Regions from separate parts of the Homo sapiens genome. Here all the other regions are linked to region 2. The links are chromatin loops, found by intact Hi-C in ENCODE. Cell type or tissue: OCI-LY7. All regions are shown on one strand. Each heading gives the region's core, and the rest is flanking DNA. Links, peaks and the distances in the headings are about the cores only. Region 1 overlaps INSR (insulin receptor). Region 2 has its middle 8.4 kb from the start of ARHGEF18. Region 3 holds the start of LOC124904625 (a long non-coding RNA gene).

The links. A loop is a pair of places that touch in the nucleus more often than their neighbours do. Peaks named below come from ENCODE experiments on the same cell type or tissue, not always from the same donor. Only the 100,000 strongest peaks of a DNase experiment are listed, where the experiment ranks them.
Region 1: it touches region 2 in a loop (11-fold over the local background); 89 of 110 quality-filtered maps call a loop at or near these places.
Region 3: it touches region 2 in a loop (13-fold over the local background); 98 of 110 quality-filtered maps call a loop at or near these places.

Annotation. Positions count from the first base shown.
Region 1 is chr19:7,143,373-7,154,525 of GRCh38, forward strand. It overlaps INSR (insulin receptor), which reads right to left. Exons shown (of 22, transcript NM_000208.4): 10 at 9,354-9,555; 11 at 7,125-7,160. Among named protein-coding and RNA genes, the nearest start is that of ZNF557, 79 kb to the left of the region's middle. In OCI-LY7, for the core only: a CTCF peak has its summit at 5,917 (motif pointing right); a DNase peak (open chromatin) is centred at 5,929.
Region 2 is chr19:7,334,929-7,346,081 of GRCh38, forward strand. No RefSeq gene overlaps it. Among named protein-coding and RNA genes, the nearest start is that of ARHGEF18, 8.4 kb to the right of the region's middle. RefSeq lists enhancers at 2,733-2,842, 6,244-6,353, 6,414-6,483, 9,956-10,025. In OCI-LY7, for the core only: a CTCF peak has its summit at 6,348 (motif pointing left); a DNase peak (open chromatin) is centred at 6,293; H3K4me3 peaks cover 445 bases; H3K27ac peaks cover 4,709 bases.
Region 3 is chr19:7,096,763-7,106,339 of GRCh38, forward strand. It overlaps LOC124904625 (a long non-coding RNA gene), which reads right to left and starts at 2,800. Exons shown (of 3, transcript XR_007067110.1): 1 at 2,720-2,800. RefSeq lists a silencer at 2,507-2,876 and enhancers at 5,736-6,237, 6,238-6,737. In OCI-LY7, for the core only: a CTCF peak has its summit at 5,737 (motif pointing right); a DNase peak (open chromatin) is centred at 5,729.

The DNA.
Region 1 (11,153 bases), core at 3,818-8,817, 190 kb before region 2:
TGCTCGATTTCAGGTTTTTCATTTTGCAGATAAATAGGCCAGCCAGGGTCAGTGACAAAAATAAGACACCAAAAGCACGTAAGAGTCTAGCTTTTCAGGAAGCCCTGCCAAATGGCATTTGCTCATTGGCCCAAGCTACTGATCGACATCATCAGTTTAAATAGGAAAAAATACATCTTTTCCTTCTTATTGCTGCTTAGGGCACCTGTATAATTTGAGTGATTAAGCTGCAATTCTTAGAAAAGGAATCACATCACTCAGGTCAGGAAGATTAACTCCAAGAAACATCTATGCAATTGGCACACTTCTCCCCATCCCTTAAGAAGACATATTAAACAACAAAGGTTGATAGCTAACAAATTTTAAAATACAAAGAAAAAAGGATAAAGAAGAAAATGTAGGCTGGGCGAGGTGGCTCATGCCTATAATCCCAGTACTTTGGGAGGCCAAGGCGGGCAGATAACCTGAGGTTAGGAGTTCAAGACCAGTCTGGCCAACATGGGGAAACCCCGTCTCTACTAAAAATACAAAAATTAGCCGAGCCTGATGGTGCACAGCTTTAATCCCAGCTACTCAGGAGGCTGAGGCAAGAGAATTGCTTGAACCCGGGAGGCGGAGGTTGCAGTGAGCTGAGATCGTGTCACTGCACTCCAGCCTGGGCGACAGAGTGAGACTCTGTCTCAAAAAAAAAAAAAAGAAAAGAAAATATAAATCACTCATAAATCCACAGCCCACTGCTTCCTTTGGACAATTTTTTCCCTGTAAATATTATGTGTGAACATGATGAGGATCAAGCCTGTTTTATAAGTAAACTTTGTCTACTTATTATATTGGAAGCATTTACTAAATATTTTCCTTTCAACATAACATTTTAGGAGAGAATTTTGGGACTTTTCCTTTTTAATATTAGGGTTTTCCTCCATCATCTACAAAAGTAGCATGTGTTCCCTGCAGAAAACTTGGAAAACGATGAATGACTGTAAAATATTCCATTTGCTACGTGAGTCGTCACTCACTTAACCATCCTCCTTATTTATTTATTTATTTTGAGACAGAGTTTCACTCTTGTCGCCCAGGCTGGAGTGCGACGGCGTGATCTTGGCTCACTGCAACCTCCGCCTCCTGAGTTCATGCGATTCTCCTGCCTCAGCCTCCTGAGTAGCTGGGATTACAGGAGTCCGCCACCATGCCCAGCTAATTTTTGTATTTTTAGTAGAGACGGAGTTTCGCCATGTTGGCCAGGCTGGTCTCAAACTCCTGACCTCAGGTGATCTGCCCACCTCAGCCTCCCAAAGTGCCAGGATTACAGGCATGAGCCACCGCACATGGCTCTTTTTTTTTTTTTTTGCTGTTATAAATATTCCTTTGATCATTGTCTGATTGTCTTATTACTTCCCCAAAGTAGATTCCTAGAGGAAAATATTACTAGGTTCAGGGAGATAAGAAACTCTTTAAGCTTCTTAATACCTACAGCTAAATGGTTGTCCAGAAACTCTATATTGACTTGTGGTTGCACCAGCAGGCCATGAGACTGCATTCCAGGACAATCTCAGCAACCCCTAAGCCTTAATAGTTTTTTTTTTTCTTTCTATGTTTGTTTGTCTAGATCTTTAACCCAAGAGATTAAAAATATGCTATCACTCGACTACGTTATTTGCGGATCTTTATATTACTGAGTGTGACTTCATTTTTCCTTTATTGGTTCTCTGTGATTCTCCAAAGAATTGTCCCCTCCTTGTCTTTTGTCTGTTTTTCCATGAATTTCTTGTGTTTTCCTTACTCCTGTGTTGTTTATTCATTAAGGATATTAACCTTTTATGTATCGTGCTATACAACTTACTCTTTTCCATTTGCCAGTAAGCTTTCTTTAAATGATTTGAAACAGGCTTTCATGTTTATTTGTACAATTTAATATATCAGTAACACTTTAAAACGTGTTCCTTTATAAGTCATTCTAGATGGGGTTATTATGAGTTGTGCTAAGGTTTTACGGCAATTTTGAAAGGGATCTTTTCCCTTATTTTATATTCTAATTATTGCTTGTGTATCTACAGTCTTTTTGCTTATTTCTATGTACCTACTTTCCCAAACTCTAACTCATTTAAAAAGTTTCATAATTGGCTTTCCTGGGTTTTCAATGACACACTAGAAGAGGGGTCAACAAAATTTTCCCGTAAAGGGCTAGATAATAAATATTTTGGGTTTTGCAAGCCAAATGACCTCTGTCACAACTACTCTGTCATTGTAGCTTAAAGCAGCCCTACATGATGTGTAAACAAGTGGGTGGGGTTGCATTCCAATAAGAGTTCATTTACAAAAACAGGCAGCTAGCCCATGGGCCATAGTTTGCCTACCCTTGAGCTAGACGCTCTGCAAATAGCAATGACTTTATTTCCCACATTCCATTCTTTACAACTCTGATTTCTGTTTCTTGTCTTATTACATTGGCTGGATGCCCAGAGAAATGTTAATTAGTAATGATGAGATGGGGCTTCCTTGTTTTGTTCCTAACTCTGCTAAGAATAATTTTAAGAATGATGTTAGCTTGGCTGTTGGTTTAACCTAGGTAATATTTATCTTGTAGAAGAAATATTCTATTATGAGTTTTATGAAGCCTCTTTTTTTCCTCCCCTTTCTCTAAGTTAGGAATTTTAAATTAAGGTTATTGAAACAGATATGATCTTCCTTATTGCACCTCTTGATGAACTAGATGATGTTATCAAATCTTCTGATCTTAAACCATCCTTGCATTTTGGAGATAAACAATATTGCCAGTGCAGTGTTTTATTTGGGACATTTGAATCTAACATCACATATTAGCTTGGCCTGTGGCTTTTGTTCAGTGCAGTATCTTTGTCAAGTTCTTTTTTTTTTTTTTTTTTTTTTGAGACAGAGTTTTGCTCTGTTGCCAGGCTGGAGTGTGCAATGGCGCAACCTCGGTTCACTGCAACCTCTGCCTCCCAGGTTCAAGCGATTCTCCTGGCTCAGCCTCCCAAGTAGCTGGGATTACAGGCGTGTGCCACCATGTCTGGCTAATTTTTGTATTGTTAGTAGAGACAGTGTTTCACCATGTTGACCAGAATGTTCTCAATCTCTTGACCTTGTGATCCGCCCCCCACCTCAGCCTCCCAAAGTACTGGGATTACAGGCATGAGCCACCATGCTCAACCTCTTTGTCAAGTTCTTTAAGGGTGTTATGTTCATTTCATAAAATGAACTGGGATAACTTTTATAGATTTCTGTGCCCTAAAATAGTTTTTCTATTATAGGAAATAGTTGCTCTCTCACAATTTGAAAGAACGTGTCTATAAAACTCTCTGGGCCAAGGGACTTTTTTGAGGAAATTATTTGACACATATCTTTTTCCAAGGTTCATAACCACTTAATTTTTCTGCTTCTTTTTGAATCCATTTAGACAAGTTAAATTTTCCCACCTTACTGAAACTTTCAAATTTAGCAAGTGCACCATTGTCCAAAGAACTTAACACATTAAAATTTTCTTCAGACGCTAGTTTTATGTCATCTTCTTTCCTTCTGGTTTGTGTTTTCCCTTTGATTATGTTTACCATAGGCTTAGCTGTTATTGCTTTTCCCTTCCTAACACATTTATAGTTTTATAGTTTAAAGTTTATTTCTTAATTTATCAATCCATTTAAGTCTGCTAAGTAACATCAAAGCCAAGCTTTGACAATATTCTACAAGTTAAGGTATGTGATATTCACATTTTCATTATTTTCCAAAAGGACTTCAATGGAAGTTTCCATTTCTGCTTTGGCCCGATAGATATGTAAGTGTTTAACTTTTTAACTTTTTTTTTTTTTAGACAGAGTCTCGCTCTGTTGCCCAGGCTGGAGGGCAGTGGCGTGATCTCGGCTCACTGCAACCTCCACCTCCCAGGTTCAAGTGATTCTTCTGCCTCAGTCTCCTGAGTAGCTGGGACTACAGGCGCACGTTACCACATCTGGCTAATTTTTGTATTTTTAGTAGAGAAGGGGTTTCACCATATTGGCCAGGCTGGTCTCAAACTCCTGACCTCAGGTGATCCGCCTGCCTGGGCCTCCCAAAGTGCTGCGATTACAGGTGTGAGTCACTGCGCCCAGCCTGTAAGTGTTTAACTTTTAACCACCAAGAAGTGAAGTTTTCTGTTTAATCTTTTGAAATTAACTTTTAGTTTCTATTGCAGCGTCATCAGAAAATGTGTGGTCAGAAAACAAATCCTACTTTGGGGGCATTTCTTAAGATTCTCTTTATGGTCTTTTTGTATTAAAAGACTAACAACATTGTAGAATGGAAAAGAAAACAGCTCCACCACTTATCAAGCCAAAGATATGTCCGTATTAGCAAGATTCAGATAATTTCTATACAGGCACAAATGGGTCTCGTGAAAATAACCAAGACGTTGGTGCTTCATGAGTAACTACTGAGAAATTGGTATCTCAACAACCAGAGATGTAAAATGGGCTCATCAAACAGGCCAAATGAGTTTATATACCAAAAAGATTATAACCAAAAAGACCATGAAGTGGCAAAAGACAAAGCATCAACTGATTTTTTTTTTTGAGACAGAGTCTTGCTCTGTTGCCCAGGCTGGAGTGCAGTGGTGTGATCTTGGCTCACTGTAACTTCCAATTTCTGGGTTCAAGCGATTCTCCTGCCTCAGCCTCCCAAGTAGCTGGGATTACAGGCGTGCATCATCATGCCCGGCTAATTTTTGTATTTTTAGTAGAGACGGGGTTTCGCCATGTTGCCCAGGCTGGTTTCAAACTCTTGACCTCAGGTGATCTGCCTGCCTGGGCCTCCCAAAGTGCTGGGATTACAGGCATCAGGCATGAGCCACAGCACCTGGCCTAGGCAGCATTTTATTATCCAGCAATCCCACACTAACCTGGTCATCTCAACCAAGGGTCCTTCTGACCCCATCACCCAGGGGGATATTTAGCAATGTCTGAAGATATTTTTGGTTATTACTACTTTAGGGGGAAGACACACTACTGGCATCAGATGAGTGGAAGCCAGGGATGCTTCTCAGTGTTGTTGGACAGTGCCCTAGAATAATCTGACCCCAAATATTATTTATTATTATTATTAGTATTATGTATTTATTCTTTTTTTTTTTTTTTTTTGAGACAGAGTCTCGCTCTGTCACCCAGGCTGGAATGCAGTGGCGAGATCTCGGCTCACCGCAACCTCCGCCTCCAGAAATCAAGTGATTCTCCTGCCTCGGCCTCCCAAGTAGCTGGGACTACAGGCGTGTGTCACCATGCCCGGCTAATTTTTATATTTCTTGTAGTAACGGGGTTTCACCATCTTGGTCAGGCTGGTCTCGAACTCCTGGCCTCAAGTGATTGCCCCGCCTGGGCCTCTCAAAGTGTTGGGATTACAGGCGTGAGCTACCAAGTCCAGCTGTGGCCCCAAATATTATTTTATTTTTATTTTTTTTGAGACGGAGTCTCGCTCTGTGGCCCAGGCTGGAGTGCAGTGGCACGATCTTGGCTCACTGCAAGCTCCGCGTCCCAGGTTCACGCCATTCTCCTGCCTCAGCCTCCCGAGTAGCTGGGACTACAGGCGTGTGTCACCACGCCCGGCTAATTTTTATGTTTCTTGTAGTAACGGGGTTTCACCATCTTGGTCAGGCTGGTCTCGAACTCCTGGCCTCAAGTGATTGCCCCGCCTGGGGTAGCTGCGTCACCACGCCCAGCTAATTTCTTGTATTTTTAGTAGTGACGGGGTTTCACCGTGTTAGCCAGGATGGTCTCGATCTTCTGATCTCATGATCCGCCCGCCTCGGCCTCCCAAAGTGCTGGGATTACAGGCGTGAGCCACCCGAATATTATTAATAGCAGGACTGAGATTGAGATCTGCTTTGGACCAAGCCCGTACATTTTTAGACCCTTCTTGGCTACAGTTAGTATTGCAAATGGCCACTAGAGGGCAGATCAGGCCACACAGGTGCCTGGGAAAAAATAAATAAATAAACACTCTGCTAAAGGAAGAAAATCTCTCCAAGTGGTCCCAACTTGCCTCTTTAGTCTCACCTCCTGTTCCTCCCAAAAGCCACGACAGGTAAACATCTCCTTGCCTTTCTCCCAAGTTCTCCAAGCTTTTTCTCTCTCCCAGGACCATACTGCTTCATTCTCTTAAGACTCAAGTTGAAAAGAAACGTCCCTGGCCAGGGGCGGTGGCTCACGCCTGTAATTCCAGCACTTTGGGAGGCCGAGGCGGGCGGATCGCCTGAGGTCGGGAGATCGAGACCAGCCTGACCAACATGGAGAAACCCTGTCTCTACTAAAAGTACAAAAATTAGCCGGGCGTGGTGGCGCATGCCTGTAATCCCAGCTACTCAGGAGGCTGAGGCAGGAGAATTGCTTGAACCCGGGAGGTGGAGGTTGTGGAGAGCCGAGATCGCACCACTGCACTCTAGCCTGGGCAACAAGAGTGAAATTCCATCCAAAAAAAAAAGAAGAAGGAAAGAAGGAAGGGAGGGAGGGACGGACGGAGGGAGAGAGGGAGGGAATAAAGAAAAGAAAAGAAAGAAGGAAAGAAAGAAAGAAGGAAAAAAAGAAAGAAGGAAGGAAGGAAGGAAGGAAGGAAGGAAGGAAGGAAGGAAGGAAGGAAGAGATCCCTGACTCTCCTCCGTGGAATTCAGTGAGCGACACGGTGTTCTTTTGTTCATACCCTGTCGCCCTTTCATGAAAATATTCTGTTTCCAGATCAACCTCCATTCATGGTGTAGGAGCTGCTGGGTCGGGGCACCCAGCCGCGGGGAGCTCAGACTCCGGGGACCCCCACCCACCTCTGCAAATGCACGCGGGAGGTGCAGAGATGTTTAGTGAGCAAACAGTGGCTGCAAACAGAAGGCAGGGAGGGGGTACCCAGGAAGCACTCCCATGATTCTATGTTTTAGCAAGAGTGTGTTAGTGAAGGTTTCTCCCCACATTCATGCCCAGATTTCATTTCAGAGTGAAGGCATTGGATTTCTGAATTGGTGAAGCATCTGCTCTCCAGCACAGCTGCCCGCCGCATGCAAAAAGCCACAGAAACCCCTGGGTTCTCCGAGGCATCTGCCTGGCACGCCGCCGGCCCTGCGCGGAGCAGGCACCAGGGGTCGCACAGGTGAGTCATACCTAGGGTCCTCGGCACCAGTGCCTGAAGAGGTTTTTCTGTGGAAACAAAACCAACGCCTTTGAGGACAGAGGGAACTTCATTAGACAGACCACTGGGCTCTGACACTTGGAGGCCACATGTGTCCGAGTAAGGGCACCCTGGCTTTGACCCTGGACCACTCGCTCCCATCACTTGCTAGACGGAGTGAGCTACATCTTCCCCAGCAGGTGCAGGGGTCCAGCAAGGGAAGGGGAAGAAATCAGAGAAAATTCTCCCCAGAGACGGCCTGCTGAGGTGGCCCTGGGATGTCAAACGTGACTACATGTGGACATCACAACTGACTCAGCCACTTCTCCAAGTCTGGCAGAATTTTTCTTTTCTTTCCCTTCTTTCTTCTTTCTCTCTCTCTTTCTGGTTTCTTTCCTCTTTCTCCTTTTCTTTTCTCTTTCTCTTTTCTCTCTCCCTCTCTCTCCTTCCTTCCTTCTTTCCTCTTTTACTTTCTTTCTCTCTTTTTCCCTCTTTCCTTCCTTCATTTGCTTTCTTTCTCTTTCCTTCCTTCTTTTTTTCATTTTCTTTCTCTTTCTTTTCTTTCTTTTCCTTTTTTCCTTCCTTCCTTCCCTCCTCTCTCCCTCCCTTGCCCCCTTCCTTTCTCTGTCCTTTCTTTCTCTCTTTCCTTTCTTTCTTTCTCTTTCTTTCTTTCTTTCTTTCTTTCTTTCTTTCTTTCTTTCTTTCTTTTTCTTTCTCTCTTCCTTCCTTCCTCTTTCCCTCCCTCCCTCCATTCCTTTCTTTCTTTCTTTTTTTCCCTTCCTTCCTTTTTGAGACAGGGTCTTGCTCTGTTGCCCAGGCTGGAGTGCAATGGTGCCATCATAGCTCACAGCAGCCTCCAACTCCTGTGCTCCAGCAATTCTCCCGCCTCAGCCTCCGGAGTAGCTGGGACTACAAGGCATGCACCAACATGTCTGGCTATTTTTTTTTTTTTTTTCCTTTTTTAGTAGAGATAGGGTCTCACTCTGTTGCTCAGGCTGGTCTCCACCTTTGGCCTCAACTGATTCTCCCACTTCGGCCTCCCAAAGTGCTGGGATTACACGAGTGAGCCACTGTGCCTAGCCAACATTTTGTTTGTAACAGGTGAAACAGTAACCACTTTGAAGCCTTGGCTGTCCCCCTGAACATTCTTTTGGACTCAGGGTCATAGGGGAAACATGCAACAAAAAAAGAAAAAGAAAAGAAAAAAAAAAAAGAGGATTCTTACACACTGGTGGTTCTGGGAGAAAAGTCTGCTCGGATGAATAGCATTGGTAAACATCTGAACAGATACTTTTAATTTTTTTTTAGAGACAGGGTCTCACTCTGTCACCCAGGCTGGAGCGCAGTGGCGCCATCATCGCTTATCGTAGCCTCCATCTCCTGGCCTCTTGTGATCCTTCTTTCTCAGCCTCCCCATGGGCTAGGAGTTCAGACATGCATTACCATGCCTGACTAATTTTTAAACTGTTTTTTTTTTTTTTTGGTAGCGATGGGGTCTCATTATGTTGCCCAGGCTGGCCTCAAGCAACCCTACCACCTCGGCTTCCCAACTAGCTGGGACCACAGGCTTACACCACTGCGCTCAGCTAAAGCCTCAATAATCACGGCCAGGCACGGTGGCTCACACCTATAATCCCAGCACTCTGGGAGGCCGAGGCAGGCAGATCACCTGAGGTCAGGGGTTAGAGACCAGCCTAGCCAACATGGCAAAACCCCGTCTCTACTAAAAATATAAAAATTAGCTGGGCGTGGTGCTGCGCACCTGTAGTCCCAGCTACTTGGGAGGCTGAGGCACAAGAATCACTCGAACCCGGAAAGGGTGAGCTGAAATCGCACCACCGCACTCCAGCCTGGACGATAGAGTGAGACTCTGTCAAAAAAAAAAAAAAAAGAGAGAGAGAGAAAAAAAAAAATGTTAATCGTCTAACGGAGTTTGTTTTGGAACTCACGTGGAGACCAGCTCAGGAGAGGTAAGAAAGGCAAATGCTGAGTTTTGTCCATTTTTCCCCTTTTGTGCGATTATTTGCTCTTCCTGATAAAATTCCCCTCGAAATTTCGAAACTGCAAGATCTCTTCCTCCACCCAGGAAAGGGCTCCATTCAGACTCCACCCACCCTTCTGCCGTCTCTGGGTCCCACTACCTCTCGGTCCCTAAGTAATGACCTTCCACCAACACCAAGCCAATTGGCACCCACTAAGAGAGCCCAGCGCCAAGTCCTGACCTGGGGACGAAAACCACGTTGTGCAGGTAATCCTCAAACGTCTTCCTAAACGAGGACTCCTCCAGCTCCTTCAGGATCTGAGAGTCTGTCTTTGGACAGGAGCAGCATTCGCCGGCCGAATCCTCATACTCACTCTGGTTGTGCTTCTGAGAATCTTCAGACTCGAATGGTGGAGACCAGGTCCTCGAGGGCAGCTTCAGCCCTGGAGAAAGAAACAGAAAAGGGGGGCTCAAGTCTCTGCGGCTGAACACACATACACACACACACACACCCCACACACACACACACCACACACACACACCACACACACACACACCACACACCCCCCCACACACACACACCACACACATCACACAACACACCACACATACACACACCACAAACACACAACCACACACACACACCACACACCACACACACCACACAACACACCACACATACACACACCACAAACACACAACCACACACACACCACACACACCACACACCACACACACGCACCACACACACACCATACACGCACCACACACACACTACATGCACACCTCACACACCACACCACACACCGCACACACACCACACAAATCACACACACACCACACACACCCACGCCACACACCACAGACCACACACCACACACCCCACACACACCATACACGCACCACACACACACCACATACACACTTCACACACACCACACACCACACAAATCACACACACCACCACACCCACGCCACACACCACACACACACCACACACGCACCACACACACACACAGTGAAGGGGGCCTTCTCAGAGAGGCTGAGCTGAGACAGAGCCTAGATTTGAGCTCCGCTTTGGAAAAAAGCCAGACACTATGGTTCACGCCTGTGGTCCCAGCTACTTGGGAGGCTCAGGTGAGAGGATCGCTTGAGCCCAGGAGTTCGAGGCTGCAGTGAGCTATGATTGCACCCCTACACTTCAGCCTGGGTGACAGAGTAGAACCCTGTCTCAAAAGATTAAAAATATAGCCGAGCACAGTGGCTCACACCCTTAATCCTGGCACTTTCGGAGGCCGAGGTGTGAGGATCACGTGAGCCCAGGAGTTCAAGACCAGCCTGGGCAATGTGGTGAAACCCTGTCTCTACTAAAAATAAAGTAAAATAACCAATAAAAATAGGCCAGGCAGCTCACACCTGTAATCCCAGCACTTTGGGAGGCTGAGGTAGGCAGACCACCTGAGGTCAGGAGTTCGAGACCAGCCTGGCCAACATGGTGAAACCCCGTCTTTACTAAAAATACAAAAATTAGCCAGGTGTAGTGGCGCATGCCTGTAATCCCAGCTACTCAGGAGGTCGAGGCAGGAGAATCGCTTGAACCTGGGAGGTGGAGGTTGCAGTGAGCTGAGATGGCACCACTGCACTCCAGCCTGGGTGACAGAGCGAGACTCCGTCTCAAAAAAATAATAAATAAATAAATAAAATATCTGTATCTAGAGTGTCATCTGAGAAGTGCATGTCAACATGTTTTATTAGTTTAGTGCATAAGTAATTGCAGCTTTTGCTATTAAAAGTAATGGCAAAAAACCACAATTACTTTTTTTTTTTTTTTTTTTTGAGATGGAGTCTCGTTCTGTTACCCAGGCTGGAGTGCAGTGGCGCGATCTTGGCTCACTGCAAGCTCCACCGCTTGGGTTCATGGCATTCTCCTGCCTCAGCCTCCTGAGTAGCTGGGACTACAGGCGGCCGCTGCCACGCCCGGCTAATTTGTTGTATTTTTAGTAGAGATGGGGTTTCATTGTGTTAGCCAGGATGGTCTCGA
Region 2 (11,153 bases), core at 3,830-8,829:
GATGGATGCATAGATGATGATGATGATAGATAGATAGATAGATAGATAGATAGATAGATAGATAGATAGATAGATAGATAGATAGACAGACAGACAGACAGAGCCAGGCACAGTGGCTCAGGCCTGTAATCCTTTGGGAGGCAAAGGTGGGAGAATCCCTTGAGTCCAGGAGTTTGAGACCAGTCTGGGCAACATAGTGAGAACCTGTCCCTACAAAAAAATAAAAAATTAGCTGTGTGTGGTGGTATGCATCTGTGGTCTCAGCTACTTGAGAGGCTGAGGTGGGAGGATAACTTAAGCTTGAAAGGTTGAGGCTACACTAGGCTATGATGGCACCACTGCACTCAGCCTGGGCAAGACAGCGCAAGACCCTGTCTCAAAAAAAAAAATAGATACATACTACGTAGATAGATATATAGATAGTTAGAGTCGTAGGTAGATGGATGGATGGATGGATGGATGGATGGATGATGTATTCGTCCATTCTCATATTGCTATAAAGAAATACCTGAGACTGGGTAATTTATAAAGAAAAGAGGTTTAACTGGCTCACGGTTCTGCAGGCTGTACAGGAAGCAGGGTGCTGGCTTCTGGGGCGACCTCAGGGAACTTACAATCATGGCAGAAGGTGAAGAAGGAGCAGGCACGTCTTACATGGCAGGAACAGGAGCAAGAGAGAGTGAGGGGAGGGGAGAGGTGTCACACACTTTTAAATGACAGAGTCTCACGAGAACTTATTGTCACACTGTCACAAGAATAGCACAAAGGGGATGGTGTTAAAGCCAGAGATCCTCAACCTTTTTGGCACCAGGGACCAGTTTCATGGAAGACAGTTGGAAGGTGGCGGTTCCAGGATGATTCAAGAACATTACATTTACTGTGCACTATGATGCACTGTTGTTATATTATTACCACATTGTAATACATAATGAAATTATTATACAACTAGGCCGGACCCAAGGCGGCTCATGCCTGTAATCCCAGCACTGTGGGAGGCTGAGGCGGGCAGATCTCTTGAGGCCAGGAGTGTGAGACTAGCCTGGCCAACATGGTGAAACCCTGTTTCTACTAAAAAAAAAAAAAAAAAAAAAAAAAAAAAATTAGCCGGGCACAGTGGTGCAAGCCTACAGTCCTAGCTACCCAGGAGTTTGAGGCGGGAGAATCACTTGAACCCTGGAGGCGGAGGTGGCCGTGAGCTGAGATGGTGCCACTGCGCTCCAGCCTGGGTGACAGAGTGAGACGCTGTCTCAAAAATAAACGTATAAATAAAATAAAGACGACTCAGAAAACAAAATGGGGGAGGTATGGAGGGGAGCAGAGAGATAGAGAGAGGTGAAGTCCCTTGAGGGAGTACTGTTTGAGCAGACTAAAGGATAAAGAGCCAGATGTGCCTCCAGGGTGACATCCACACACCTGTCCAGATGACAAACACAGGTTCTCAGCCCCCACCGTCCACCTAGGATTCCTGAGCCCTCTCCTGCTGACACCTGGCAGGGTGCTGAGCCCATGAGCTCATGGGAAGAGAGGAGCCCATAGCCATGACCCCTTGCCCACCCGCTGGACACCCTGCCCTTCCTCTGGGGTTCCCAGATGCCCTGGCACAGTGCTACCTGGAGGAAAAGGAAGAGCGTCAGCCGGGGGCAGCCTCTGCCTTGCGGGCCAGCTGCTGGGATGGGAGACCTCCTTCCCAGCCCTCCCCCTTCCAGGGCAACCAGAGGAGCAGCTGGAAAGTTCCAGGCTCAGGAAATGCAAATAGATGAATGGAGGGAAGTGGACAGGGACACTACACCCATAGACTTGAGGCTGTCAGTCAAAAGTGCTGACCCTGGAGCCTGTCCCAGACCCTGTCCGCTGGGGAGTCAGGCTGAGAGCTGGGTGGCATTCTCGCTCCCCATCCACCCATATCTACACAAAGTCCAGCTCATTTTGCCTCTCGAATTCCCCCCCGAGTCACCCACTTTTCTCCCTCCTATGGCTGGGCCACTGTCCTGTCTTCCTGAATGACAGCATTGCCACCTTGCCAGCTTCCAGGATTATACCCTCTAACCATTCCTTCCATGCCCAGTTAAAGGGAGCTTTCTGAAACAAAGAGCAGACTTTGCCTCCCCTCCGCATAAAACTTCCCATGTCTCCCCATTGCCTTAGGGATAAAAGCTAAAGCTATGCCATTGGACCCAGACACAATGGCCTCTGTCTCTAGCTTCCCCCATTATAGCCACTTTCCCCTTTGGTTCTCCTTGCTGTGGATGAGTGCAATCACCTGTGGCCCTGTGCTTGTCCCAGGTCCTTCACATCCTTCAGGTATGTGCTGGGCACTGCTTCCTGAGGAAGCCTCCCTGGACTTCCAAGTCTGGGGCTCAGGGGCTGCTCACCTGGGCTCCAACTATCACACCTGCCATATTGCTTTGTGCTTACTGAATAATGCAGTGTGGGAAGGGAACTGCTGTGGCATGGCCCTGTGTGCCCTGATGAGTCTTCTGCAGGTGCAAGTGGTGAGCAGAGGTTGTCCACTGCACCATCTGTGTGAGTTCAGGTCACTGGCAGAGACAGGCAGGGTTAGCAATACGGGTGCCCGGCCCCTCGGCCAACGTGCCTAACACAGGTTCCCAGAGGCTGTGTCTCTCAACATGCCGTTAACAAAGCAGATGTTCTAAGGGGTTCTGCATGCTGCAGCCTCTGGGGGACAGTGTGTCACAGAGCCTTGCCTCACTGAGCCTCAGCTTCCTCATCTACAGAACGGGGCCAATAAAGCCAACAGGGCCTTCCTCCTTGGATGGTTGTGAAGATTGCATGAGATTAAATAAACTACATAGAAAGTGCTCAGAGAGGGGTGACCCCTCTTTTATGATTCATAACCAGTGCCAGAAGCCACGCCAGGACACATCTTGCCATTGGAAGTATGTAAAGTAATGGCACTGTGCTTCTGTGGACATCTCATTACGAGAATGTTCAGTTCTTGGGTTATATTAAGATGCGGTTTTCCTGTTGAAGCCTCTAAAGTCCCTTGTGGTTTCTCTGGGGTCCAACAGCCTGGATGCGAAAAAGAAAGAGCCCAGCCTGCTGCCCCACCCCGTGTTACTATGAGAATTGGGGAACCAGCCCCTGGGGACACAGATGCTATCACAAAGAGTCCCTGAATTGGCTTGCCACATTTAACGGATAAATATATAAGATACTCAGGTTCCTATATTTGATCTGGCAACCCTATTTCCAGAAGTGTGCTAGGTACTCTCACTTGTCTGAATAAGTAACATCTACTGCATATATATAGATCTATTTTTCTTTTTCTTTTCTTTTCTTTTTTTGAGACAGGATCTCACTCTATTGTCCAGGCTGGAGTGCAGTGGGGCAATCATAGCTCACTGCAGTGTCCACCTCCCAGGCTTAAAGGATCCTCCCATCTCAGTCTCCTGAGTAGCTAGGTCAACAGGTGGGCACCACCATGCCTGGCTAATTTCTAAATTTTTTGTAGAGACAGGATCTTGCTATGCTGCCCAGGCTGATCTTGAACTCCCGGGCTGAATTGATTCTCCTGCCTCAGCCTCCCAAAGTGCTGGGATTACAAGCATGAGCCACTGTGCCCAGCCTAATTATCTAATCTAAGCTTTTTGCCTACACACACACACACACACACACACACACACACACACACACACACGGAGAGAGAGAGACAGAGACAGAGAGGGAGAGAACTGAAAGAGGACCAAAAGAAGAATAAAGAAGAACAGTCCAGCTGGGTGCAGTGGCTCATGCCTGTAATCCCAGCACTTTGAGAGGCCGAGGCTGGAGGATCACTTGAGGTCAGGAGTTTGAGACCAGCCTGGCCAACACGGCGAAACCCCGTCTCTACTAAAAACACAAAAATTAGCTGGGCATGGTGGCATGCGCCTGTAATTCCAGCTACTCAGGAAGCTGAGGCAGGAGAATCACTTGAACCAGGGAGGCAGAGGTTGCAGTGAGCCGAGATCGTGCTATTGCACTTCAGCCTGGGTGACAGACGAAGACTCTATCACAAAAAAAGAAAAGACAAAAGAAACAGTTAAAATGTTTCTTACAACGCTAAATATACATTTGTCATAGCACCCAGAAATTCTATTCCTATGTATTTTACCAAGATAAATGAAAGCATATTCACATTGAAGTCTTGACATAAATGTTTGTAGTGATATTATTCATAATTGCCAAGAAAATATACAATTTGGCCGGGTGCAGTGGCTCACGCCTGTAATCCCAGCACTTTGGGAGGCCAAGGTGGGAGGACCACGAGGTCAAGAGATTGAGACCATCCTGGCCAACATGGTGAAAACCTGTCTTTAAAAATACAAAAATTAACTGGGCGTGGTGGCACGCACTTGTAGTCCCAGCTACTCGGGAGGCTGAGGCAGGAGAATCGCTTGAATCTGGGAGGCAGAGGTTGCAGTGAGCCGAGATTGTGCCACTGCTGGGAGACAGAGACTCCCTCTCAAAGAAAAATAAAAAAGAAAGAAAGAAAAAGAAATGCCACTTGAGGTGGCCACCTGTTGTCCAGCTACTCAGGAGGCTAAGGTGGGAAGATCGCTTAAGCCCCTGAGAGGTTGAGGTTACCGTGGGCTGAAATTGTGCCATTGCACTCCAGCCTGGGTGACAGAGGGAGACCCTGTCCCCCGACCCCCCCAAAAAAAAGAAGAAAGAAAAGAAAAGAAAAAAGAAAATATTAGAAATCATGTAGACAAATTAAGACTGTAGAATTTCATAAATACATGTTCTAATTTCCAATATAATTTCAACTACAGTAAGATGATAATCAGATACATTCCTTTTGGTGGTTGCTATTGCCGCACTCTTAGATATGAAGTGAACAGCTCCCTGAAATTCGCACTCTCTGGGCTTCTGGGAACTATATTTTCATCATTCTTTGGCTCCCGTCTGTGCTTTTCTGAGACATGCCTGTTCACACCCTTTCTTTCTCTTTTTTTCTTTTCTTGCTTTTTCTTCTTCTTTTTTTTTTTTTGAGACAGAGTCTCCCTCTGTTGCCCAGGCTGGAGTGCAATGGCGCGATCTCAGCTCACTGACGCAACCTCTGCCTCCCAGGTTCAAGCGATTCTCCTGCCTCAGCCTCCCAAGTAGCTGGGTCTGTAGGTGCCCACCACCTGCCCAGCTAATTTTCACCATGTTGGCCAGTCTGGTCTCGAACTCCTGACCTCAACTGATCCACCTGCCTCAGCCTCCCAAAGTGCTGGGATTACAGGCATGAGCCACCAAGCCCGGCCCCAAATTCTTAATTTTCTATTTCTGTTGTGTTTTTTTCTTATCAATGTGTGAAATCTCTTTGCATATAAAGGTACCAACCCTTCTCAGGCAACCAATTCATCTTTCTTTATTGCTTTTGTATATACTTCCCTGATAATTTATAAAATTATTCTGTTAGTTATATTTATTTTTATTATAAGATTTTTAACAGATGTTTATATAGTTTTTTGTTTGTTTCGTTTTGTTTTGTTCTGTTTTGTTTTTGAGACAGGGTCTTGTTCTGTCACCCAGGCTGGAGTGTGGTGGTGAGATCTCAGCTCACTGAAACCTCTGCCACCAGGGTTCAAGTGATTCTCCTGCCTCAGCCTTCCGAGTAGCTGCAATTATAGGTGCCCACCACCACACCCAGTTAATTTTTGTATTTTTAGTAGAGACAAGGTTTCTGCATGTTGGCCAGGCTGGTCTCTAACTCCTGGCCTCAAGTGATCCACCTGCCTCAGCCTCCCCAAGTGCTGGGATTACAGGCATCAGCCACTGCACCCGGCCACGTTTATATAGATTTTTATGTATTAAGTATTTCTGTGGTTTCATTCATAGCTTCTGGGTTTTCTGTCTTAGTTAAAACACACACACAACAATTTCAAAAAAAGCATGTTTTCAACCCTCAATTGTAAAAATAGCCTTGTAAATTCCTTCTATGATCTGTATTGGTTTATTGTTCACATTTCATCTTTAACCCAACTGAAATTATGTTGTTTTCTGCAGCACAGGAATATTTCACTCTGCCACGTCTCTGTCAAAAGTGGGAGAAAAGGCCAGGTGTGGTGACTCACATTTGTAATCCCGGCACTTTGGGAGGCCGAGGAGGAAGGATCACTTGAGGCCAGGAGTTTGAGACCAGCCTGGCCAACACAGTGAGACTACTCCAAGAAAAAAATAAGCGTGGTAGAAGGAAGGGCAAACCCGTGTCTCACACCCCATGGCCCTCACTAACTCAGGCTGCTGCCTGGCCCCTGTAAGCCTTCCGGCTTTCCACAAGGGTCGGTTTTTTTTCCTGTTTTGCTTTCTGTGGTCTTTCTGGCCAGAGGAGAAGCCATGGGGAAGTGCTGCCCCCACGTGGCCATCTCCATGATAGCAGCTAAGGCTGGAAGAAAAAGGCTTTTTGTTGTTGTTGTTTGAGATGGAGTCACTAGGCTGGATTGCAGTGGTACGATCTTGGCTCACTGCTATCTCTGGCTCCCAGGTTCAAGCGATTCTCCTGCCTCAGTCTCCCGAGTAGCTGAGACTACAGGCGTGTGCTACCATGCCCGGCTAATTTTTGGATTTTTAATAGAGACGGGGTTTCACCATATTGGCCAGGCTGGCCTTGAACTCCTGACCTCACGATCCGCCTGCCTCGGCCTCCCAGAGTGCTAGGATTACAGGCATGAGCCACCGCACCTGGCCAAGGCATCTTTTAAAGCTGAAAGCAAAATAGGTTCACAGGCCCCTGCTTAAAACCCTCCAGGGGCGGCTGATGCCTGTAATTCCAGCATTTTGGGAGGCCGAGGTGGGAGGATCACTTGAGCCCAGGAGTTTGAGATCAGCCTGAGCAATATAGCGAGACCCTGTCTCTACAAAAAATAAAATAAGGCCGGGCAGGGTGACTCATGCCTGTAATCCCAGCACTTTGGGAAGCCGAGGTGGGTGGATCACCTGAGGTCAAGAGTTCAAAACCAGCCTGACCAACATGGTGAAACCCCATCTCCACTAAAAATACAAAAAAAAAAAAAAATTAGCCACGTATTGTGGTACATGCCTGTAATCCCAGCTACTTGGGAGGCTGAGGCAGGAGAATCTCTTGAACCCAGGAGCCGGAGGTTGCAATGAGCCAAGACTGCGCCATTGCACTCCAGACTGGGCAATAGGGTAAGACTCTGTCTCAAAAGGACAAAAATAAAATAAAATAGCAAGGCGCGGTGTTGTATGCCTGTGGTCGCAGCTACTCCAGAGGATGAGGAGGGAGGCTGGCTTGAGCTTGGGAAGTCGAGGCTGCAGTGAGCTATGATCACACCACTGTACTCCAGCCTGGGTGACAGAATGAGACCCTGTCTCTCAGAAAACAAGAATAAAAACTTTATTTACAAAAGTAAGCATTGGGTTAAACTTGGCCTAAAGGTTATACTTTGCTGACCTGTGTTCTATTGCATATATTCTGCTGGACGTGATGGCTCACATCTGCAATCTCAGCACTTTGGGAGGCCGAGGCAGGTGGATCACTTGAGGCCAGGAGTTTGAGGTCAGTCTGGCCAACATGGTGAAACTCTGTTTCTACTAAATATACAAAAATTATCCAGGTGTGGTGGCACATGCCTATAATCCCCAGCTATTCGGGCGGCTGAGGCAGGAGAATCGCTTGAACCCGGGATGCGGAGGTTGCAGTGCAGTGAGCCGAGATCACGCCACTGCACTCCAGCCTGGGAAACACAGTGAGACTCTGTCTCAGAAACAAACAAACAACACCACAAAAGAAGAAGGAAGGAAGGAAGGAAGGAAGGAAGGAAGGAAAAAAAATCTCTCCAGCGGTACATACCCAAATGTTGAAAGCAGGGACTCAAAACAAATGTTTATACACCCATGTTCTTTTTTTTTTTTTTTTGAGATGGAGTCTCGCTCTGTCGCCCAGGCTGGAGTGCAGTGGCGCGATCTCGGCTCACTGCAACCTCCGCCTCCCGGGTTCAAGCAATTCTCCTGCCTTAGCCTCCCAAGTAGCTGGGACTACAGGCGAGCGCCACCACGCCCAGCTAATTTTTGTACTTTTAGTAGAGACGGGGTTTCACCATGTTGGCCAGAATGGTCTCGATCTCTTGACCTCGTGATCCACCCGCCTTGGCCTCCCAAAGTGCTGGGATTACAGGCGTGAGCCACCACGCCCAGCCTATACACCCATGTTCTTAGCAGCATGATTCACAATTACCAAAAGATAGAAATAACCCAATTATCCACCAATGGAATATGATTCAGATGCAAAAAGAAGGAAATTCTGACACCTGCTGACATGGATGGACCTTAAAGACATTACGCTGGGTGAAAGAAACCAGGCACAGTAGGACAAATCCTGTGTGATTCCACTTATAGGAGGTCCCTACCGTCACTAGATTGACAGAGACAGAAAGCAGAATGGTGGGTGCCAGGGGCTGGGGAGGGAGATGGGGAGCGAGGGTTTCATGGGGACAGAGTTTCAGTTTGGAGATGAGAAAGTGCTGGAGATGATTGCACAACAATGCGAATGCATTTAATGCCACTGAACTGTGCACTTAGAAATGGTTAACAAGGGCCAGGGGCGGTGGCTCACGCCCGTAATCCCAGCACTTTGGGAGGCCGAGGTGGGTGGATCACCTGACATCAGAAGTTTGAGACCAGCCTGGCCAACATGGTGAAACCCTGTCTCTACTGAAAATACAAAATTAGCTGGGCATGGTGGCAGGTGCCTGTAATCCTAGCTACTTGGGAGGCTGAGGCAGGGGAATCGCGTGAACCCAGGAGGTGGAGGTTGCAGTGAGCAGAGATTGCGCCATTGCATCCCAGCCTGAGCAACAAGAGAGAAACTCTGTCTCAAAAAAAAAAAAAAAAAAAAAAAAAAGGTTAAAATGGGCTGGGGGCAGTGGCTAATGCCTGTAATCCCAACACTTTGGGAGGCTGAGATGGGAGGATTGCTTGAGTCTAGGAGTTTAAGACCAGCCTGGGCAACATAATGAGACCCCTTCTGTACAAAAAATAATTAAAAATTACCCGCTCATGGTGGCACGCACCTGTAGTCCCAGCTACTCGGGAGGCTGAGGCAGGAGGATTGTTTGAGCCTGGGACATTGAGGCTGCAGTGAGTTGTGATCCCACCACTGCACTCCAGTCCAGGTGACAAAGACCCTGTCTCAAAAACAAACAAACAAACAAACAAAAACAAAGGGTTAAAATATAGAATTAATCATGTCTTTTGCAGCAATATGAATGGAACTGTAGGCTGTTATCATCTTAAGTAAAACAGTTCAGAAATAGAAAGTCAAATACCGCATGTTCTCACTTATAAGCGGGAATTAAATCATGTGTATACGTGGTCATAGTGCGGAATTTTAGACAGTGGAGACCCGGAAGGGGTAAAGGAGGAAGGGCGGGAGGGGTAAGGGATGAGAAATGACTTAATGGCTACAATGTACATTACTTGGGCGATGGTTACACTAAAGCCCAGGCTTCCTGCTGCGCAATCTATCCATGTAACAAAGTTGCCTTTATACTCCTTAAATGTATACACATTTTAAAAATCATTTTTTAAATTTAAAAAAATGGTTAAGGCCAGGCACGGTGGCTCACGCCTGTAATCCCAGTACTTTGAGAGGCCGAGGTGGGCAGATCTCTTGAGGTCAGGAGTTCGAGACCAGCCTGGCCAACAGGATGAAACCCCATCTCTACTAAAACTACAAAACATTAGCCAGGTGTCGTGGCAGGTGCCTGTAATCCCAGCTACTCAGGAGGCTGAGGCAGGAGAATTGCTTGAACCTGGGAGGCGGGGGTTGCGGTGAGCCGAGATCGTGCCACTGCACTCCAGCCTGGGCAGCAGAGCGAGACTCCGTCTCAAAAACAAACAAACAAAAAAGGTAAAAGGGTAAATGTTATGTTATGTGTCTTTTCCCACCAACGCAAGCAGTAAAGGGTAGAGCAGGTGGTGGCCCTCCCTGCGGGCTGGACGGGGTGGTGGAGGGGAAGGAAGGGAGCCAGGTGTGCACAGCCGAGGGGTGGCCTCTGCATTCGGCCTTAAGGCCAATATCAGGTGTCCGGGGCGCAGTGGGGACAGAGGCCAGGGTTCAGAGAGTGGGGAAGCGTGGACAGGAAGTGTGGACGGTACTCCCAAACAGCACAGAGTATTTCTACAGCACAGAAATATTTCACTCTGCTATGTCTCTATCAAAAGTGGGAGAAAAGGGCAGGTGCGGTGTGTCGTATTTGTAATCCCAGCACTTTGGGTCCTGTGACAGTCCTCCTCCGCCTGGCTCCAGCCACACCTGCTTCCTTCTGTTCCTCAAACACCCCAAGCTCAGTCTTGCCTCCAAGCCTTTGCCCTGGCAGTTTTTACCACCCAGAATAACTTTCCCCTAGATTTTTTTTTTCTCACTCTATCACCCAGGTGGGAGTAGGGTGGCACAATCTCGGCTCACTGCAGCCTCTGCCTCCCAGATTCAAGTAATTCTCCTGCCTCTGTGTCCCGAGTAGCTGGGATTACAGACAGACGCCACCACACCCGGCTAATTTTTGTATTTTTAGAAGAGATGGGGTTTCCCCATGTTGGCCAGGCTGGTCTTGAACTACTGACCTCACGTGATCCACCCGCCTCGGCCTCCCAAAGTGCTGGGATTACAGGCGTGAGCCCCCACGCCCAGCTAGACATTGATTTATATGCCTGACTTCTTCTGAGCTTACAGATCTCAGCTCAAATGGCCTTCCCTGACCTTCCCAGCTAAAGCATCAACCTCCCCCACCCACTCTATCGCATCACTCTGTTTACTTCCTGTTGCGGCAATTCACAGCACCTGAATTTATCTCCTAGGTGTGTTTCCTGATTCACTGTTTGCCTCCCCCAGCTGGAGCTCCTGCAGGGCGGGGGTTTGTGTCTGTCTTGTTCACCGTGATCCCACACCTGCCACAGTGCCTGGCATACAGTAGGTGCTCGATAAATGCATGTTGCCTGAAAGAAATAATCAACTGGTTACAGAATGGGTGTGTGCAAATCTGTGTATATCTGTGTCTCCTTGTGTTCTGTGTGTGTCTCGTTGGTGTGATTCTGGGGATGGCCCCACCTGTGTCCCCAGGGACAAGCGCGGCGCTATGGGCCAGTGAGTGTTTGTGGTGAGGGCTTTCCGGGTCTGTGTGTTAGTGATTTTGAGTGGTCCCGTG
Region 3 (9,577 bases), core at 3,577-8,576, 240 kb before region 2:
GCCCTCCAGTTACCTCCAACATCAGAGACAATGAAAGCTTCGCCAAGTGATTCCCCGTATCGCTCCTACATTAATGATGGAAACTCCAAAAACCAATCAACCCTCAATCCTCTACACACTCAAGAAAGGAACTCCAGGCTGGGTATGGTGGCTCACGCCTGTAATCCCAGCACTTTGGGAGGCCAAGGCGGGTGGATCACGAGATCAGGAGTTCGAGACCAGCCTGACCAATATGGTGAAACCGTCTCTACTAAAAATACAAAAATTAGCCGGGCGTGGTGACACGTGCCTGTAGTCCTAGCTACTCAGGAGACTGAGGCAGGAGAATCTCTTGAACCCGGGAGGCAGAGTTTGCAGTGAGCCAAGATCACACCACTGCGCTCAAGCCTGGGAGACAGAGCAAGATTCTGTCTCAAAAAAAAAAAAAAAAAAAAAAAGAACTCCAGCAAATGCCACCATTCTTACCCACTACCGCTGCAACATGCATCCCTTGTCTTCCCAAGACTATAAATAAGTATCCCCAGCAATGACACCCAAAACAAGCAATGGTCAGAATCTCAACAGGCAGCCCCCCAGATTCTACAACATAAGTGACAAACTCATACCCCAGAAAACTATCTCTCTTCCCATTATCCCAAAGTAAGAGTTAATAGAAGCATCAGCAAGCAACACCCTTAACATAAACGAGGAGGGGAGCCCAGAATGCAAATCCCGTCTCCCCCAACATGAGTTGACTGCCCCTGCGGTGACCCCTCCTTTATCCCAAACACAAGGAATAATCTTAGCCCCAGCAGGCAACTCCTGCAGCCTCCCCTTGCAATATGAGTATCTCTACCCTCACAATATAGATTGATAGAGCCCTATCAAGCCAAGTGTCCCCTGCTAGGGGAATGTTGGGTACTCCAGTCTCAGAACATGGAAGACGATGGTAGTCCTGACAAGCTGGCAAATACTCTAAGCTCCCATAATACAGGAGGTGATACAGCCCAGCAAGCAAACCTTCCAACATTTCCTGCACCCAGCAGACCCTTATCAGCTGCATTCCCAGTTGACTCTCAGAGCATCTCCTGCTCGCTCACTAGAAGCAAAGAAAGACTAGAGTTGGGGGTAAGGCTGAGAGGAAGAGAGAGGGGAGAAGGGTAAAAGAAAGAGAAGAGGGGGAAAGGAGACCTTCCAAGTTGTTCTAAACCCGGCCATGAATTCCAGATGCCTCAAACAGCTACAATCAGATCAGGCACTCCAGCACAAAAAAAGAGATTCCGGGCTGATGAAAAGAGGTGGTCTGAAGGAAAGGTGGGTGTGTTGACTAGCCTTCAGAATGCTCACCAAAGACCCTTGCCACCTGATATTCCTGTCCTGTGTACCCCACCTCCAATATTGAATCATACACGACCCATATGATCAATACAGCACTGTTGCATGTGACATCTGAGGCTAGGTCATAAGACACACTGAAGCTTCCTCCTTGGTCTCTTCTATTGCTCTTTCTCTAGGAGAAGCCATCCGCCATGCCATGAGGAGACTCAAGCAGCCCCGTAACCAGTAACCAACTCACCAGCACCACATTGCTAGCCAGGGGATGAGCCACCTTAGATCTTCCAGCCCCAAATTTTGAACTCTAATTAATGATATGTAAGCTATCTGCAACCTACTTCAAAATGCATTTAAAAAGATGAATTGATGGATGATACAGAGATGTATATGACAAAGTATAGTAAAATGTTACTGATGAATGTTCCTGTACATTTTTTCAAAAATTATTTCCATGCTTGAACATTGCTCATAATAATTTGTTAGTATTCAAGAACTCCTACGAAGCAGTAAGAGAAAGACCAAGAGTTAATTAGAGAAAGGAGCAAATGCTAACAACAGTTCACAGAAATACAAGTGGCTCTCCTAAGAAAAATGGGAAGTAATACATTGAGATTCCCTTTTTCATTGATCAGGAATTTTTTTCTTTTAAAAAGATAACAGATTGACCAGGATGTGGAGACACTGGCACCTCCATATCATAATGACGGGAACTCAATTAGTGCAACTCCCCCGGACTAAGACAAGGACCCAACCAGACCCAGAGCCACGCCGAGCCCAGGGTGCCATGGGGAGACGCGGAAAGAGCCGAACTGAAGCGGCGAAATCGGAGAAAACTGAAGCCGGGCGGAGAAAGCCGAACTGAACGAACTGAGCCGAGGAGCGGCGGAGAAGCCAAGGCTGGGCGAGGGGAGCCAAAGACGGGTGGTGGGAGCCGAGGTCGGCCGAGAGGAACCGGAAAAGCCAAGGCCAATGGGAGGAGCCGAGGCCAGGCGGGAGGAGCCGAGCAGGGCCGAAAAGCAGCGGGAAGGGCGGCGGAGAAGCCGAGCCATGGCCAGGACGGAGGGAGGGGAAGTTTCAGGTCGGAGACAGAGAGGGACAGGCAGCGCCATGGTAGGACGCCAGGCGAGGACGGATGGGGAAGCCGAAGCTGGGCGGAAAGAGCCGAAGCCAGGCGCGAAGGAAGCCGAAGCTGGGCGGGGGAAGCCGAGGCTCGGCGGAAGAGCCGAGGCCGGGCGGGAGGATCCGAGCTGGACCGAAAAGCGGTGGCACTGGCGCCAAGCGCGGGAGGTCGCGGGGCAGAGAGGGCGAAGGGAGGGTAGCACCTGGGGTGAGGGCGGGCGGGAGAGTCGAGCTGGGCAGAAAGAGCGGAAGCCGAGAGCAAGTGCGGGGTTGAGGGCGGGCGAACCGAGGCAGGGCCCTGGAAGCCGAGGTCCAGCGGGTGGCGGAGAGGGTAACCGAGGCTGCGTGGGAGGAGCCGAGGTCGGGTGGGAGAAGTCGAAGCCCCGGTCGAAGGAGCTGATGCCAAGTGGGAGGAGCCAGTGCCGGGTGGGAGGAGCTAAGCGGGCGAAAAGCGCTGAGGTTGAGCCGGGACCCATCTTCTTGGGAGCAGGGGAAGGGAGGTCAGGGGACTGCAGTGGGGAAGGGGCCGTGGATGGTTGAGCCCGAAGCTGTCAACATGGCCAGAGTCATCTGCAGGGCCTCAAACTGCCTCTGCAAAAATTAATAACAGTGAGAAAATTATGACAGTGAAAGACACCTGACCCACTCCATCTCGCCTTTAACCTCCAAACTCTCCTCGGTCATTCCTAGGTGTGGGCCAAGCTAACCTTGGGAGAAATTTAGTTACAGTTTAAATAACAATAGCCTTTCCTAAAACTAAACCGCCTTATAAAAATAAGAGATCACCAAGTTATGATTAGAGCAGGGCCTGAATTCTGCTCAGATGTAGACTTCGTTAAGGATTACCAGCCCTTGCTCAGGTGATCACAAGATTTGTAACCCTTCCAATTACTCCTGTAAATAACATCACTATTGTAGAAGCTAAGATTGGCCTTTTGAGATGTCATTTAAGACTTTTGGGCCAGGCACAGTGGTTCATGCCTGTAATCCCACCACTTTGGGAGGCCGAGGCGGGTGGATCACCTGAGGTCAGGAGTTTGAGACTAGCCTGGCCAACATGGTGAAACCCCATCTCTACTAAAAATACAAAATTAGCCAGGCATGGTGATGCATGCCTGTAATCCCAGCTACTCAGGAGGCTGAGGCACGAGAATCGCTTAAACCTGGGAGGCGGAGGTTGCAGTGAGCCAAGACTGCGCCACTGCACTTCAGCCTGGGCAACAGAGCAAGAGACTGTTGGGGACCAGCCTCAACACCACCCGTAGGGTACTCTAAGTCCGGTGGCGTCAAAGGATTGAGAAGAGACAAGTTAAAGGTGGGGAGCCAGGGGGGCCAGATGCGAGGTAGGAGGCGGCAAAAGGCTCAGAGCTCTGGTCTCCACACTATTGAGTACAATCACTTAGATCTGAGAAGCAGATGTTCAGGGCAAAACAGTGAAAGGGAGGCAGTGCGTCATACGCGTAATCTATAGCAATAGTGGTTTAAATGATTCTCCGTTGTGCTCAAACAACATATCTTTAACTTATCGGAGAGTAGCTAGTGGGAGCAGGCTTTACTAGGAGCCTGCACGTCTGTCCACATTCCAGTGTTTCAAAGGAGTGTCTTTCTCCTTGAACACAGTGTTTACAGATAAGAGAGCAGGTCTCGCTCTGAGCATGTGAACATGATGGCAATTAGGAGGCTTTCCTCCTCAGAAGCCTTTTGTGGCTTTCCACAACTTATTGTCCCATATTTTTATGGCCAGTTTATACAGGCACCCCACAAGCCCTTTTCCCAACAGAGACTCTGTCTAAATAAATAAATAAATAAATAAATAAATAAATAAATAAATAAAGACTTTTGCATTTCTGACGACCGGATGATTCCTGTGGCCCCCACCCAGAAACAAACTCAGCACACAAGGACTGTTTATTTCCACGCATCCTGGACCAATTAACAGCACCTGTTCCCTGCCTCCCTGCCCACGAAACTATCTTTAAAAAACCCTAGCCTCCAAATTTTCAGGTTCCCCATTTAGCCGGCCGTGCATTTTGTTTGTTTGTTTGTATTTTCTGAGACGGAGTCTCGCTCTGTCGCCCAGGCTGGAGTGCAGTGGTGCAATCTCGGCTCACTGCCAGCTCCGCCTCCCGGCTTCATGACATTCTCCTGCCTCAGCCTCCCGAGTAGCTGGGATTACAGGCGCCCACCACCAAGCCCGGCTAATTTTTTGTATTTTTAGTAGAGACAGGGTTTCGCCGTGTTAGCCAGGATGGTCTCGATCTCCTGACCTCATGATCCGCCCGCCTCGGCCTCCCAAAGTTCTGGGATTACAGGCGTGAGCCACTGTGCCCGGCCAATGTGCATGTTTTGAATTCTTTCTCTATTCCAATTCTCCTGCCTTGATAAATCAGCTCTATATTGATGAGTAAGATGAACTTCTCCGGTGGTTTCAGGTCCTCCTGCCCTCCCGGTCCTGTTGCTCCGGCCCTGCCACCGTCCCCTGCGAGGGCTGCTCCATCGGCAACAGCTGCATGTTCTCTGCCCCCAGTGAATGCTCATTGGTGATATTTGCATAGGGACACCCCATCGGCCTGACAGACAGTTTCTCTGAACTGCGCTGAGACCTGGCCCCTCACCTGTTTATCCTCACATTGGAATTCTGTTTTGGTGTTTGCTTTTTGGAGGACTTGCATGATAACACTGTTTTACGAATGAGGAAACTGAAACACGAAGGCACAGAGGGGTTAAGTAACTTACCTAAGGTTACGCAGCTGGTAAGGGATTTAAATGGGATAGTCTCACTGCAGAATCAGTACCCTTAACCATCGCGCTATGAGCGAAAGAGACAATGAGAGAACCAAATCAAGATAAAAAAGAACATCCTTATCTTGATTTTGTGGTCTCCCTGAACTTTTTTTTTTTTTAATTTGAGACAGAGTTTCTCTCTTGTTGTCTAGGCTGGAGTGCAGTGGCGCCATCTCAGCTCACTGCAACCTCCACCTCCTGGATTCAAGCGATTCTCCTGCCTCAGCCTTCCAAGTAGCTGGGGTTACAGGCAAGCGCCACCATGCCTGGCTAATTTTTGTATTTTTTAGTAGAGACAGGGTTTCAACATGTTGGCCAGGATGGTCTCGAACTCGTGACCTCAGGTGATCCACCTGCCTCACCCTCCCAAAGTGCTGGGATTATAGGCATGAGCCACCGTGCCTAGCCTCCCTGGCCTCTTTCAATGAGGAGTTTCTAATACTTTCATCCGTTTTTCCCACGGCTGACACATCTAGAGTGCCGTTCTTTTTTTATTTCAAAATATGCCCTGAAGATGGCAGTATTGCACCACCCTAAATCCACAAGCTCTTTTCCAAATGTTTGCCCTGATGTCCATCTTCTGAAAACAATAATCACCAATTAGACATGTGAGCCAATTAGCATTAACTCCTTCCATGAAGAACAATGCAATTGTCTCCTAGAGAGCAACTATACAATTTATTCACTTTGTTTTTTGTTTGTTTTGAGATGGAGTCGTGGTCTGTCGCCCAGGCTGGAGTGCAGTGGCGTGATCTCAGCTCACTGCAGTCTCCACCTCCCCGGTTCAAACAACTCTCCTGCCTCAGGCCCCCTTAGTAGCTGGGATTACAGGCATGTGCCACCACGCCCAGCTCTTTTTTTTTTTTTTTTTTTTGTATTTTTAGTAGAGATGGAGTTTCTCCATGTTGGTCAGGCTGATCTCAAACTCCCGACCTCAGGTGATCCGCCCACCTCGGCCTCCCAAAGTGTTGGGATTACAGGCATGAGCCACCGCGCCCGGCCACAAATTTTTGTATTTTTAGTAGAGATGGGGTTTCACCATGTTGGCCAGGAGGGTCTCAAACCCCTGACCTCAGGTGATCCACACGCCTCGGCCTCCCAAAGTGCTGGGATTACAGGCGTGAGCCACCGAGCGTGGCCGTAACCAGGCTCAATGACTTTAACTCTTTTCCTCAATGATTTTCATTCCTCAATGGCTTTAACCTCTTCCAAATGATTGCGCTGATGGCTAACATATGTCTGTCTTCTGAAAACAATAATCACCAATTAAACATGTGAGCCAATTAGCATTTACTCCTTCCATTAAGAACAATACATTGGTCTCCTAGAATGCAATTTACAATTACTCACTTTGAACAAGGGAAATCTCTTCAACTCCACAGACAAGGGAGCCACTCCCTTTCTGATCACAGATTACAGTGAGCAATGGAAGTTTCATAATCGATGGCCTTCACTTTCTTCTCTGGAATGTAAAGTTGACTCAGCTGGGAAGAAGCCCATAAGAAAAAAAGATCAATATGAGACAAGGAGACTTGTCTGCAGTATGGCAGGCTAATTATCTTGAAAAACAGTCCTACTACACAACATTTAAAAAGATGAATACACACCTGTAATCCCAGCACTTTGGGAGGCCAAGGTGGGCTGATCACTTGAGGTCAGCAGTTTGAGACCAGCCTGGCCAACATGGCAAAACCCTGTCTCTGCTAAAAATTAAACAAAATTAGCCGGGCTTGGTGGCACATGCCAGTAGTCCCAGCTACTCGGGAGGCTGAGGCAGGAGAATCGCTTGAACCCAGGAGGCAGAGATTGCAATGAGCCGAGATCGTGCCACTGCACTCCAACCTGGGCAACAAGGGCGAGACTCCATCTCAAAAACAAAAAAAGAATACAAGGCCGGGTGCGGTGGCTCATGCCTGTAATCCCAGCACTTTGGGAGGCCAAGGCGGGCAGATCACCTGAGGTCGGGAGTTCGAGACCAGCCTGCCCATCATGGAGAAACCTTGTCTCTATTGAAAATAAAAAATTAGCCGGGCATGGTGGCACATGCCTGTAATCCCACCTACTTGGGAGGCTGAGGCAGGAGAATCACTTGAACCCAGGAGGCGGAGGTTTCAGTGAGCTGAGATTGCTCCATTGCACTCCAGCCTGGGCAACAAGAGCGAAACTCTATCTCAAAAGCAAACAAACAAAAATACTCCCCAGAAAAACCCTATTTCCAAATAAGGCCACATTCTGAGGTCCTGGGGACTAAGAGTTCAATATATTGGGGTTGCACAGTTGAATTCATCTCATTGTTTAGGCACGGGGACCAACCTGTCATACCCCATCAACCATCAAATGCGGCTGCTCTCTGGGAAGGGGGAATAACCTTGGACAAAATAGCTCCCTTAAGCCTGGGAAAGTTCCAGAAGAGGGACTCAGTTGTCCGCCCCCAGAAGACAACTTTCCTGGAAGTTGGAAGAGTGAGCACTTGGTTCTGAAGAGGTGATCTGGGTGGTGCATGACAGCATCCACGACAGTGGATGTGCCGTGGCTCTTGCTGCATCCACTACAGCATCCACTACAGCATCCGCTACCTCCACCTCAATATCCACTACCTCCACTACAGCATCCACTACCTCCACTACAGCATCTGCTACCTCCACTACAGCATCATGGATCCACCACAGCAATCACCACATCCACTACAGCATCCACTACAGAATCCACTACAGTGACTCCAACACAGTGGCCTCCCACTCCTGGGGTTATGCTTCAGGAAATGGGTCAGCAACCTCTAAGGAGCCTGGAGATCAACAGTTGAGAACATTAGACCATGGACTCATAGTCTAAACCACCCACCAACTATGTCAGCCCTATTAAAATTATGGCTTCCCTCTTTTGTGAAGTACTTTGAAGATGTTTTCTCTCACTTGTGTACTATCCTGATGACCACTGTCTCATCTGTGGTCATGCAGAACACACATGGAGCAGAGCCAAGGCCAGAATTTGCATTTCCTGGCTCCCAAGTCTGACTGTCTCAGCAACCCACATCCCCATTCTAACCCAGAGCCCAGCCAGAGTTCCTCCTCTGGTTGTGAGGCTGTGGTCTATGAAACCAAAGCCTGTGCCTTGCTTTCTCAGCCTGTCAGGGTCTTACCACTGGATAGGAGCCTTGGATGAAAGGACAGGCAGACAGATAAATTGATGGACAGACAAGAAGAGGGATAGATGATGGATGGATGGATGAATGGATGGATGGATGGATAGGTGGATGGATAAATGGATGGATGGGTGGATGAATGGACAGGTAGGTGGATAGATGATGAATGGATAGACAAGATGGATATACAGACAAATGGGTGGGTGGATGGATAGAAAGGAAGGAAAGAAGGACAGATAGATGGATGGGTGGATGAAGAGAAGGCAATAGACAAACATATAGGAAATTACAAATACAGATAGATAAAAAAAAAAAAGGCCCCAAGAGAAGTAGAGGTAGAAACAGAATGGTAGAAAAGGGGGAGGAGGTCAGAGATATGAGTGGGAGGAGGAAGGTGAAATGAGAGAGAAAGAAAAGCAAAGCCCAAATTATAGTGTGACAGGAAGATTGGGTAGCAGAAATACACAAGCAAAAAAAGAGAAACAAGTGAGACCAAAACTGGAGAAATAACTCAGAGAGAGTGACCAAGAAGGAGAGAAACTAAGGAACACACACAAGGGAAGCAAAGGGAGAGAAGAAAAATAAGACAAGAGTGGGAGGAGGAGAGGGGGAAATAGAGAAAAAAATGGGAAGACAGAAAAGTCCTACATAGAAGGAAAGACAGAGGGAAAGATGGGGTAAGGAGATACAGAAGTAATGTATAAAAGAAATAAAGTAGGTCAGGCGCACCTGTGGTCAGGAGTTCGAGACCAGCCTGGCCAACATGGTGAAACTCCGTCTCTACTAAAAATATAAACAATTAGCTGGGCATAGTGGCAGGTGCCTGTAATCCCAGCTACTCAGAAGGCCGAGGCAGGAGAATCACTTGAACCCTGGAGGGGGAGGTTGCAGTAAGCTGAGATTGTGCCATTGCACTCCAGCCTGAGCAACAAGAGTGAAACTCTGTCTCAAAAAAAAAAAAAAAAAAAAGAAAGAAAGAAAAAGAAAGAAAGAAAGAAAGTGAGGGAACCATGGTGGGTGCAAGAGGGGAGTAGATGGTGAGGATGGAGAGAGAAGGGAAAAAAAGAGGAGAAGCACAAATGAAGAGAGGCAGAAACATGGCTGACCACAAAGGGAAGCACACAGAAGGAGAAAGATTAAGAGAATAGGAGAAAAGAGCAGAAGGCAGATACAGAAAAAGATGGAGGAGAGGATGAAGCAGACTTGAAATAAATAAAA